Regions from separate parts of the Homo sapiens genome. Here region 1 is linked to region 2. A link is an interaction called in ENCODE POLR2A ChIA-PET data of the cell type or tissue named here. Cell type or tissue: GM12878. All regions are shown on one strand. Links, peaks and the distances in the headings refer to the core of each region. The heading gives the core; the rest is flanking DNA.

Region 1 (5,267 bases), core at 1-5,000, 600 kb after region 2:
TGAGAAGGTTCCCTTTCTGCGGAACTGACAAAAAAAGACAGGGCAGTGGTGAGCAATTCTTTTGGTGTGATAACCATTTCATGAACAGGAAAGGCTTAAGGCTGCATTTGCTTTTCCATTCCAAATGCAAAGAGCTTTATTGAGTCTCTTGGGGAAAAAGATAAATTCTGACAACTTAGATTAGCTATTTTCCTATCTAGAAGAATGTGAATAAAACAATGACTCTGCTTTTTTGGTCACCAGGCAAGGAACTTGTATATGCACAATTTTGTGACATGGTCAAAAAGGGGTAGCAGAAATAGGATGGAAAATCACCCATTTCTGATAGTTCCAGTGAAAGGCTGACATTTGCTTGTGTGACATATACACGAAAATGTTGATTCCAAAATATTGATACTAAAAAACCATCAAGTATAATAGGCAGACCAGAACAATCTCTGATAGACTTTACATTTTAGATGGTCTCATGAAAATTTGAATTTAAATTGCAGTTACTAATGATAAATGGGCTTTTACTGAGAGAGTTTCAAGGCAAATACAGTTACCGTAATAAGTTAATCCCATTAGTATTAGTCTTCATTTCTTTTCAGCTGCCCAGGTCTCCCACATCAGAAAGGTCCAGAAGAGATGGGCAAAGACAGAGAGACAAGGAAATAGAGTAGGGGCTTTGAGGTACACTAGAAATCTTTTCCAGACCACCTGTGGCCTCTAGACCTCAGTCTCTGGATTGCACTAAATGAAATAAGACAGATTGGAGAATGAAGGAAAATAATGTGTATAAAATTAGAAAGCAGCTTGCGGTTAGGGGTCAATTAACAGTGAGGGGGTCTGAAGTCTTCAGAACTCACCAATCAAGAAGTCCCCATCTGAATTGTAAAAGCATCTGAAACATATAGAGTAATTCTTGTGATTTTCAGTTTTAACATTGTCTAGACAAATTACGTCATAACACAAATCATTGTTTAGTGCCTATGTAGCAAGCTCAGAGCTGGGTATAAAATGGGGAGCAAAATGACCCAGGCTCTGCCCTTGTGGAACTTAGAGTCTAGTGGGGAGTCAGAGAGCAATCAAATAATTACAGAACAATATCTTTGCAGACTGTAATGACCCTGTGAAAATCAAGTTTGAGGGAATGAAAGAATAGCGACTTGGTTAGTTTGAAGAATCAGCAAAGGCTTCTTCAAAGAAGGGACACATTTGACCGGATATCTGAAGGTGTTATCTAGGTGAGGGTTTGGAGAAAGGAAAGAATGTTCCAGGCAGAAGGAACAGCAAGTGCAAGTGCTTAGAAGGAGGGCACGCGGCAGCTTGAAAGAAGTGAATGAAGGCCAATGCGGCTCAAGTGGAGAGAGGGGAGGTGGCCTGATATGAGATTTGACCCAAAGAGAGGCCTCCAGAGCCTTGTCATAGGGCTGTGATCTTGTCCCTGATTCATGGCTCACAAGGTCGCTCAGCCAGGAAATGTAGAGTTGGGCTTTGGACACAAATGGTCCAGTTCCAGAGGTAGTGTATAATAAGGCAGGAATGCCATTTGCATACTTTGTTTTGCAAAGCCAGTATATAAGCTCCTCTACTTAAGAATTTTAAGCTTACACAGAGCTGTTAGCTGAAGCCAAAGTCGGGTAGCCTGCTACTAATGGGTGGTCCTAATGGAAACTCACACACTGTGACCTGGGACTCAAGAACAGCCCTGGGGAACCTTAGAAATTAAGGATATTCAAAGGCACATGTTCTCAGGATCTCCTGAGGGCTGGGTCATGGGTCACTGGTCACTCATATTTGGCTCAGAATACATCAATTCAAATATTTTACATATTAATAGTTTGACTATTTTTGTCAACAATAATTTGGCACCTGGACACATTGGGCCTCAGAGAAGACTCAGAACCCTGAAGGAGTTGCCTGAACTCAGAGCTAAGGTATCAGCAGGGACCTATTGAAAGCGCCTTCAACTTTGGGCTTCTCCTCTGATGGAACTGTTAAGTCCTCCTGAGCCCTGTTTGGTTGACAGTTCTTGATTTTTCCCTCCTAGGAAGCTCTTGTTTAGGTTCCTAATTCTAGTTCACAGGTCCATTCTAAAGGATTTCTCCATTGTCTTTTTCTTCTTTTTCTTTTTTTTTTTTTTTTTTTTTGAGATGGAGTCTCACACGGTTGTCCGGGCTGGAGTGCAATGGCATGATCTCGGTTCACTGCAACCTCCGCCTCCCGGGTTCAAGCAATTCTCCTTTTTCAGCCTCCTGAGTAGCTGGGATTACAGGCGCCCACCACCACGCCCGGCTAATTTTTTGTATTTTTTAGTAGAGATGGGGTTTCACTATGTTGGCTAGGCTGGTCTCGAGCTCCTGACCTCGTGATCCGCCCACCTCGGCCTCTCAAAGTACTGGGATTACAGGCGTGATCCACTGTGCCCGGCCTCCGTTGTCTTTTTCTAAAGACAACAAGAATGACTCCCTTTTGGGTACCCTGTTTGGTTTCCAGTTTGGAGGTGTATTCTAAATGGTCTACTCCATTGTTTTTTCTCCCCAAATTTAGCTCAGTTGGCTTGCCTGCGCATTCGTGTGACTGTCATTTTTGTGCATAAATGAGAGACTGAGCTCCTCAGCTCTGAAGAGAAAGGGCATTTTGTTCTTCCCAACTGAAAGGCACCCTGGGTGACTAGGGGCTGAGTTGCAGTGTCTGAGGGATTCATCCCCTGTGATGTGCAGTGGCGCTACAGGGAACCCCCCCAAAAATAGTTTTGTCCCGGAAATACATATAAGAGCTGATCACTTGGCATTTTGAGGCCTCTCAGAGGTGCTAGATCTCTGGAGAGAGAAACTGAGACAGGTAAGAGGGTGGAAACGACTCGGTGGTGAAACACTGTGGAGTCCTGCCTACATTCAGTACACCAATCCACCACCCACAAAACCCCTAGGTCACAGCTCAGTTCCTCCTTTTAAGAAAAAAAACGTGGGAAACAAATAATCTAAGAATGAGGAAAGACAAGGAGAAAGGTGCCTCTACTTGCAAGTGTTTGTGTAAAATGGAAAAGTTCAAGGGTATGCCAGAGTTTCTAGTACTCCAGCTGGTTACATATTACAGTCTGTTGTGCACATTTTAAACCAATGGGAAAATTGTATCATTCAGAGCCCAAAGGTCAACCTGCAACTACAGAGTTTCTAAGTTCTCTATTTCTCTGTTTTCTTTTCTGCCTGCTTTAAATCTGCTGTTACTTTTCTACTGAGATAAAAACCACAGTTTGGATCTAATGTACACCTTATATGTGTTGACTGATGTCTTATGCCTCCCTAAAATGTATAAAACCAAGCTGTAGCCCAATCACCTTGGGCACATGTTCTCAGGATCTCCTGATGGCTGTGTCGCAGGCCATTGGTCACTCATATTTGGCTCAGAAAAATCCTTGAAATATCAAACAACAACAAAAGCATATTTGGACTCAGACTTAAAGTCAAAATGCCTTTCGATCTACTCCTGCATTCCAGGGCTCCATCCTCCCTTTTCTGTTTACATTGTTATGTGATGTGCTTGTTTATATCACTGATGTTCAGTCAAGATAAATGCCTTTTGTCTCATTCATTATCATTGTCAATAAATATATATGAATATTGCCTTGAGGAGAAAACCAATAACAAAAACAACTATGTATGTGCATATGTGACTTCACAAGAGTGAAACCTGGAGTTTGACTTCTGGCCAAAATCCCTTAGAAGATGGGCATGTCCTTCCCTAGAACTGAGCCACTTACCTGTTCTCCATGGAGGTATTGCAGAGGAAAATGTGGATAGCAAGCCCATTGTTAGACTTTATGTCTCCAGCTCCACACAAGGTATGCAGGCCCTGGGAGAGACCCACAGAAGAGGGAAAGGTTAATGTGAACGGTGCCCAAGAGGCAGCCCTTCCACTGGTCCCTGAGGGTCATGAGGCACATTTCTACTAGGGTCTTCCCTTTGGGACCGGTGGGACGTTTGGAATCCAGGCAGCCTCTAAGGAGCCTGAATTTACTGACTCATGTTTGGTAGTTTGTGGTTTACCCTAGTCTCCAGCCATGGCCTAAATCTGGGTTGTCTTAGTGGCTATATCAGAAGAACTTACAGAGTATCAGTTCATTACTTGGTATTTTATCAATTTGATGCTTGACATCAACTGGAAGAAGAGATTCTGTTGGAGGTACCATCAGGCATCTAGGAGGCTTGGGGAGGAAGGTTGCAGCATCAGGGACCAGTTAATGCCTCTCAAGTACACTCCACTATGGGCAGCCCTCTGCTTATGGATAGGGTCAGCCTAATCTCTCTGGAACAGGGCAGAGGACTGTATTCAGATGGACTGTAATTCTCTCTGCTGTGTGACCAGATGATCCATAGTGCAAGAAACCTTAACACATGGGTCTTCTCAAAATAGCCCTCAGCCCCAAACCTGCAGATGGAGAGCCAAAAGGAGAGAGCTCTGCGCCTCCAGATATCTACAATTCACACAAGAAAGGAGATGGGGATATCATTTTGTATTTTAACTCAATTTGTAAGTTTAGGGTATATTTAAGTGAGTCTACAAAGAGTTTGGAGCACTTAATAAAGATGAGAACTTCAAGATGTTTCCAACAATTTATCCTATGGCTCGGCACTTGGAGTGTCCCTACGTAAGCCATGAGCTGAGGCTGGTCTGCAGAACCCTCCACTGGTCTCTTTGAGCCCCACTTCCTTAGAGCTCCTTTCTCCTCTCCCCCAGATACTCCTTGCTCTGTGCAGTTATTCCAGTACTCCTGGGACCTATAACTACCAAACAGAGCTTCCAATCAGCATTGTACTAACTAGAGTTGCCATGTTGAATTGACGCCATTCTAGCCCAAGCATCTACTTCAGGGAGATTTATGAACTTGGATGGGAAATATTTTATATTTACTTTTGCTAATCTCTGAGTGAAATTTATCATTTCTTTCAACTAATATGAATGTAGGCAAAAAACCACAGCAGTATTAGAGGTGCCTGTAACTTTATCAATGATAAAAATCATGGATATCACATTATAGTTGTTATAGATACCTCAAAGTATATTTATGCTCATACCAGAATTATTAGATGTTTTCCATAGATATTATGATTTAGCACATTAACAAGAAAGCACATGAATGACTATAAACCAAATCAAATTTGTTTTTAATAGTATTTTTATCGTTATATTTCAATATCATTAGCTTCTTTGTAATTTTATATAATTTATTTTATATATTTATAAACAAAGACATCATCAGACATCAGACATCAAAGTGAGAA
Region 2 (5,481 bases), core at 161-5,160:
AAGAAAAGGTTTATTCACCTCACAGTTCTACAGGCTAGGAAATTTAAAGGGCATGGCCCTGGCTTCTGGTGAGGACTTTCATGCTACATCACAAAATGACAAAGAAGCTCAAAGGGGAAGTGGTCAGATGTGAAGACAAAAAATCTGGCGGCATCCTGGCTTTATAACAATCCATTATCTCAGAATTAACCCATTCCCATGAGAACTAATCTAGTACCACCAGAGCAAGAACTCACTCACTGCTACAAAAAGGTACAAAGCCATTCATGAGGGATCCACCCCCCATGAAACAAAACATCTCCCACCAGGCCTCATCTCTTAACACTGCCACATTGATGATCGAAACAAGTTTTAATGCTGAAAAACAAACCATATCTAAACCACAGAAGTTGCATTCTAATAAAACTTGATTTACAAAGACAGACGGCTAGCCGTATTTGGCTTTATGGGCTATAGTTTGCAAACCTCTGGTCTAGGCAGAGTGATAAGGTCCTAAACTAAAGTGAAGGCTCTAGTAAATGAAGAGGAATAGGTTCCAAAGATATTTAGGGGGTAGACTTGAAGAATGACTACTGGTGGAGAACTAGGTGTAAGGAGGAAACAACTTTGGTTCCTGGGAAGGAAGCCAGGGGCGTCTATGGATAATGGTGCCATTTACCAAGATAGAGAGGAAGAAGAAGAATATAGAGGTTTCATTCTGTTTAGGGGAGGAGAGAAGGTCAGGAGAGAAAATGAGTTCAGTTTTAACATGTTCAGTTTAAAGTAGCTGTGGAACATGTAGGTGGTAATTCCTGCAGGTCTAGGATTCTGAAAAGATCTGGGTTAGAGGACTAGATCTGGTCAAAGCAGTAGAATTAATATCTAGTTTTTCATAAACCAGATCACTAGGGTAGAAGGAAGGTAGGCAGAGTATGAACAAATGGCTGAGGTCAAAATATAAACACTTAAACGGGGTAGGTGGCTGGAGAGGTAGAGAAGTGCTCTGCAGGCAAGACTGAGGAAACAATCTGAGAGGCAGAAAAGCAGTTTGAGTGAAGTGTTATGGGTCACTGTAGCTAAATTAAACTACAGGATACAATCATTTTGAGAAGAAATCAGTGGGCCAAACACCAGGTCTAGTAGGGTCTAGGACACTCCAGATGCTGTCTATCAATTTCTTTTTTTTTTTTTTTAATGATGGAGAAAAAAATCAGTGGGCAAGCAAGAGAACAGGACGTTGGGACATAAAACTGAATAGGCTGGTTTACAAAAAAACAGATATTGAAAGAAAGTCAGAAAATTTTAATCAGATGAAAATAGGCAACAGGACAGTTTTCTTAACTAGAATGGGACATAGCTCAACTATTTAATTAGGTAACATAATCTGTACTATGTAGGGAAGCTGTAACACTGAAGGAAATAAAGATAAAATAGCTGTTAAAGATATAGCACAGCCACTCAGTAGACTGGATTTACTTTATCATGAATAAAGGTTTTTTAAAAGTACACAATTAATTATAAAAAGCACTATACTGGGTCAGGCGCGGTGGCTCACGCCTGCAATCCCAGCAATTTGGAAGGCTGAGGCGGGTGTATCACCTGAGGTCAGGACTTTGAGACCAGCCTGGCCAACATGGCAAAACCCCATCTCTACGAAAAATACAAAAATTAGCCAGGTGTGGTGGTGGGCATCTGTAATCCCAGCTACTCAGGAGGCTGAGGCACGAGAATCACTTGAACCCAAGAGGCGGAGGTCACAGTGAGCAGAGATCATGCCACTGCACTCCAGCCCGGGCGACAGAGTGAGACTCTATCTCAAAAAAAAAAAAAAAAGATATGAGTAATTTGGTATGACTGCAGATATGAAGAGACTTGCAAATAGGAAGTATTTTGAAAAAAGCAATGAAACCTTTAATAATTTGTTAAATCATTCCTGAATTTAACAACAAGGTCTTTTTACTAAACCAGCTATCAACAAAAGTAAAAACTGTTTTTGTGGCATTTAAAACCAGTGAAAATTCCTGTGTGGGTTTAGCAGCATTAAACTTTAAACACCATTAACACATCCTGAGAAATTCACAGAAGGAAAGAGTTCACTATTTTTAAACATACTAAATGTGCCTCTTCTTTATAAACGGGATCTGTGGGTGTTAGAGAAGTTCAATAAAGAGGGCTACCCCAGAAAACAGGATTTTCCATCCATTGATGTTTTACTATATAAAAAAGGTGCAAATTTTCAACAGGGCTCTAAAATGTTTAAAAGAATAGTACAATTTATTTGACAGAAGGAAGAAAATGACTAAATTGATGGTTGTCAAATGTCTTAGATAATTTCATTCTCTGTCTTTTAAGAGCACAAGTCTCATAAAAAGGTGAAAATAGGCTTTCTCAGACCAGGCACAAACCCTAACTTCCTGCCCTCCAAGTACTGCCATGGGTTAAATTACAGGTTACCGAGTAGTTCTGATACTAAGGCTGAAAGATTCATGAGCCTCACCAGGTTATGTTAATTTCCTGTCCTAAAATAGCTAGTCCACAGTAACCCCCAACGCACCCCAAGTAAAATATCCCATATGGTAATTCTAGGTTATTTTTTACCTCTCATTTTTAAACACATTAACCTTCCCTAAACCACTGTTAACAATCCATGGACCTACCTCAGAAAAATAAATCTACTTGTTTACATATGCTGCAAATTCTCATTACACTCTCAGACACATAAAATTTGCAATATGACTCTAGTTGACTCTATTCCCTTTTCAAATATAGTAACATCTTTCTAATCAAGAAGACTTCCAAAAACATCAAGCTTAGAAAATCAAAATCCTGGAGGCAGGGAGAAAATAATTATTAACAGCTGTTTACTGAGTAAGTACCTAGTTTGTACCAAGCTATGTTTTTCATGCATTACATCATTTAACCTCAATAGCCGTGTGAGATAGGTACTATTATTATCACCAACTTAAAGATGAAGAAAGCTCTTAGGTAAGTCATTTGTTCAAGGTCAGAGTTCGTAAGTGTTAGAGCTGGGATTCTAAAGCAGTCTAACTACAGAGCTCTACTATAGAGCTCTACATTCTAAGTAAAACAGCAGTAGAAAACTATAGGCCGGGCATGGTGCTCATGCCTGTAATCTCAGCACTTTGGGAGGCCGAGGTGGGTGGATCACCTGAGGTCAGGAGTTCGAGACCAGCCTGGCCAACATGGTGAAACCTCTTCTCTACTAAAAATACAAAAATTAGCCGGGTGTGTTGGCGGGAGCCTGTAATCCCAGCTACTCGGGAGGCTGAGGCAGAAGAATCACTCAAATCTGGGAGGCGGAAGTTGTGGTGAGCCCAGATCGCGCCACTACACTCCAGCCTGGGCGACAGAGTGAGACACTGGCTCAAAAGAAAAAGAAAACTACATCTATCACAGAGTACACTTTACAGATGTAATCCCCAGACCTTCCTTACAATCTAATGATTAAAATCAGTAATTTCATTCAAAGAACAATTCTAACAATTTGGTAATGTGGATTTCCCATTCACAGTTACTTAGCACATTTGTAGTAATAGGGACTACTATTGCTAGGACCAACCACATCAATGAGTTAGTGGGCAAAACACATGTGCACCCACAAGGAAAAGATAAAACTGGCTATTAAAAAGCTACTATATAATTACATTAAACGGCCCCTGAATGGTTTGGCTGTGTCCCACCCAAATCTCATTTTGAATTGTAGCTGCCAAAATTCCTACGTGTTGTGGGAGGGACCCACATTGTATCATGGGGCACATCTTTCCCATACTGTTCTTATGATAGTGAATAAGTCTTATGAGATCTGATGGTTTTATAAGGGGGAGTTTCCCTGCACAAGCTCTCTCTTTGCCTGCTGCCATCCATGTAAGCCGTGACTTGCTCCTCCTTGCTATCCACCATGATTGCGAGGCCTTCCAGTCACGTGGAACTGTGAGTCCATTAAACCTCTTTCCTGTATGAAGTATCCAGTCTCGCGTATGTCTTTATCAGCAGCATGAAAATGAACTAATACAGCCCTGAACTGTTGTATTTTAGAACAGGGCTGTTGCTATTAATATATTCTTTGATACCGGCAGTACAATAACTGATATTCATGGTAGCTGAAATATCATAAAGGTATCAAAAAAGATATTCAGCATTATCTAAAAAATACCTTAGAACAATTTTTACAAAAAGAGCAAACAAGAAGCATAAAAAACATTTCTCTAGAAAGTTCAAGATGATGGTATTTTATCCTTAGTTCAATCTCTCATTCCCTCCTCTCTCTCCTTCCCTAGAACATTAACACTTTCAAATCCCTGCTTGCTCACTTTTAACCTGTACTCCACCAGCTTCATAGGCAAACTTTTCAAACGGTAGTCAATACTCACTGTCTTCCACTTCCTCACCTCTATATCCTCCACTTCTCCAGCTTCTACACCCAACTTCCCAGTTTAGTTGCTTTTTCCAAAGTCATCAATGCCTTCTTATTCCTAAATCTAATAAACACTTTTCAGATTTTATTTGTCCTTTAGGCAGGATTTAACATTTCAGATCCCTCTCTCCCCTAACCTTTTTTCTTTAAACTGGTCACTTGCCTTCAACACAACCTGACCCTTTTTTCTTTTTTATGTTTTGCTTAATTTATTTCCCTCTGCCTGTCCCTCAATTATCAGAGGGTCTCTGACCATCTTCTCTTCTCCTACTAAAAATTCTCAAAGGATGATCTTAAGCATTTCCTTCACCTACTTATGCTACACTGCTCATCAGCTCATACAAGTCTCCTGATAGCTCTCCAAATGGCTTCCACAAATCTCCACCCTAGGCCCCTCAAACTAACATGCCCACAATTGAACTCATCTTGGAAAACAATAACACAGTGTCTTTGAAAGTGTAGCACATGTAATGAGTTTTGTTTTGTTGGAAGTAGGGCTTATTCCACATTTTGATAAACACTGGTATCCATCTGGTCTTCCCAGACAAATATCTGGGTGTCTTTCTTGACTCCTCCTTTCTCTCTCCTTTGGACTCAGACACCTAAAGAAATCATCAACTACTAAAGGAAGATTGTACAACCTTAATCTTTTCAAATCAATTCCCTTTCCTTCATTCCTCCCTCACTTCTTAACGATATCTTGCCTAGGCCCTCCCATAATATTCTTAATTGTTTGTGGCTATAATAATACTTATCACAGAACATGTGTATTTCTCTACCAACCTGCAAAGTTAGAAAAAAAAATGTGTCTTGTTCTTTTTATCTAACTGTATTTTGGAACACAGCTGTCAATAAAAGTCTAGTGAGTAAAGGGTCCCAAGAAGCTAAGCAACACATCAAAAAGAATATAATTTATTAACAATGGTGCAGGAATGTATGTATACTCAACTAGCATTTTTTCAATATTGAAATAACCTCCATAACCTGTGATATACTCCATCACAGTACAGCAATAATAGTATATCAATATCACTTTTCATATTCAAAGCGACAAAATATTCTTTTTT

The links. ChIA-PET counts read pairs that join two places held together with the same protein. Peaks named below come from ENCODE experiments on the same cell type or tissue, not always from the same donor. Only the 100,000 strongest peaks of a DNase experiment are listed, where the experiment ranks them.
Region 1: POLR2A ChIA-PET joins it to region 2 with 7 read pairs; 1 of 35 experiments calls an interaction of 5 or more read pairs at or near these places.

What each region holds. Positions count from the first base shown.
Region 1 is chr3:120,647,029-120,652,295 of GRCh38, forward strand. It overlaps HGD (homogentisate 1,2-dioxygenase), which reads right to left. Exons shown (of 14, transcript NM_000187.4): 6 at 3,746-3,837; 7 at 849-883; 8 at 1-24. Among named protein-coding and RNA genes, the nearest start is that of HGD, 33 kb to the right of the region's middle. In GM12878, for the core only: no CTCF peak of the experiment used is centred there; a DNase peak (open chromatin) is centred at 3,093.
Region 2 is chr3:120,049,971-120,055,451 of GRCh38, forward strand. The region is part of intron 1 of GSK3B (glycogen synthase kinase 3 beta); the gene reads right to left. Among named protein-coding and RNA genes, the nearest start is that of MIR6529, 32 kb to the right of the region's middle. In GM12878, for the core only: no CTCF peak of the experiment used is centred there; a DNase peak (open chromatin) is centred at 2,501; H3K4me3 peaks cover 919 bases; H3K27ac peaks cover 1,300 bases.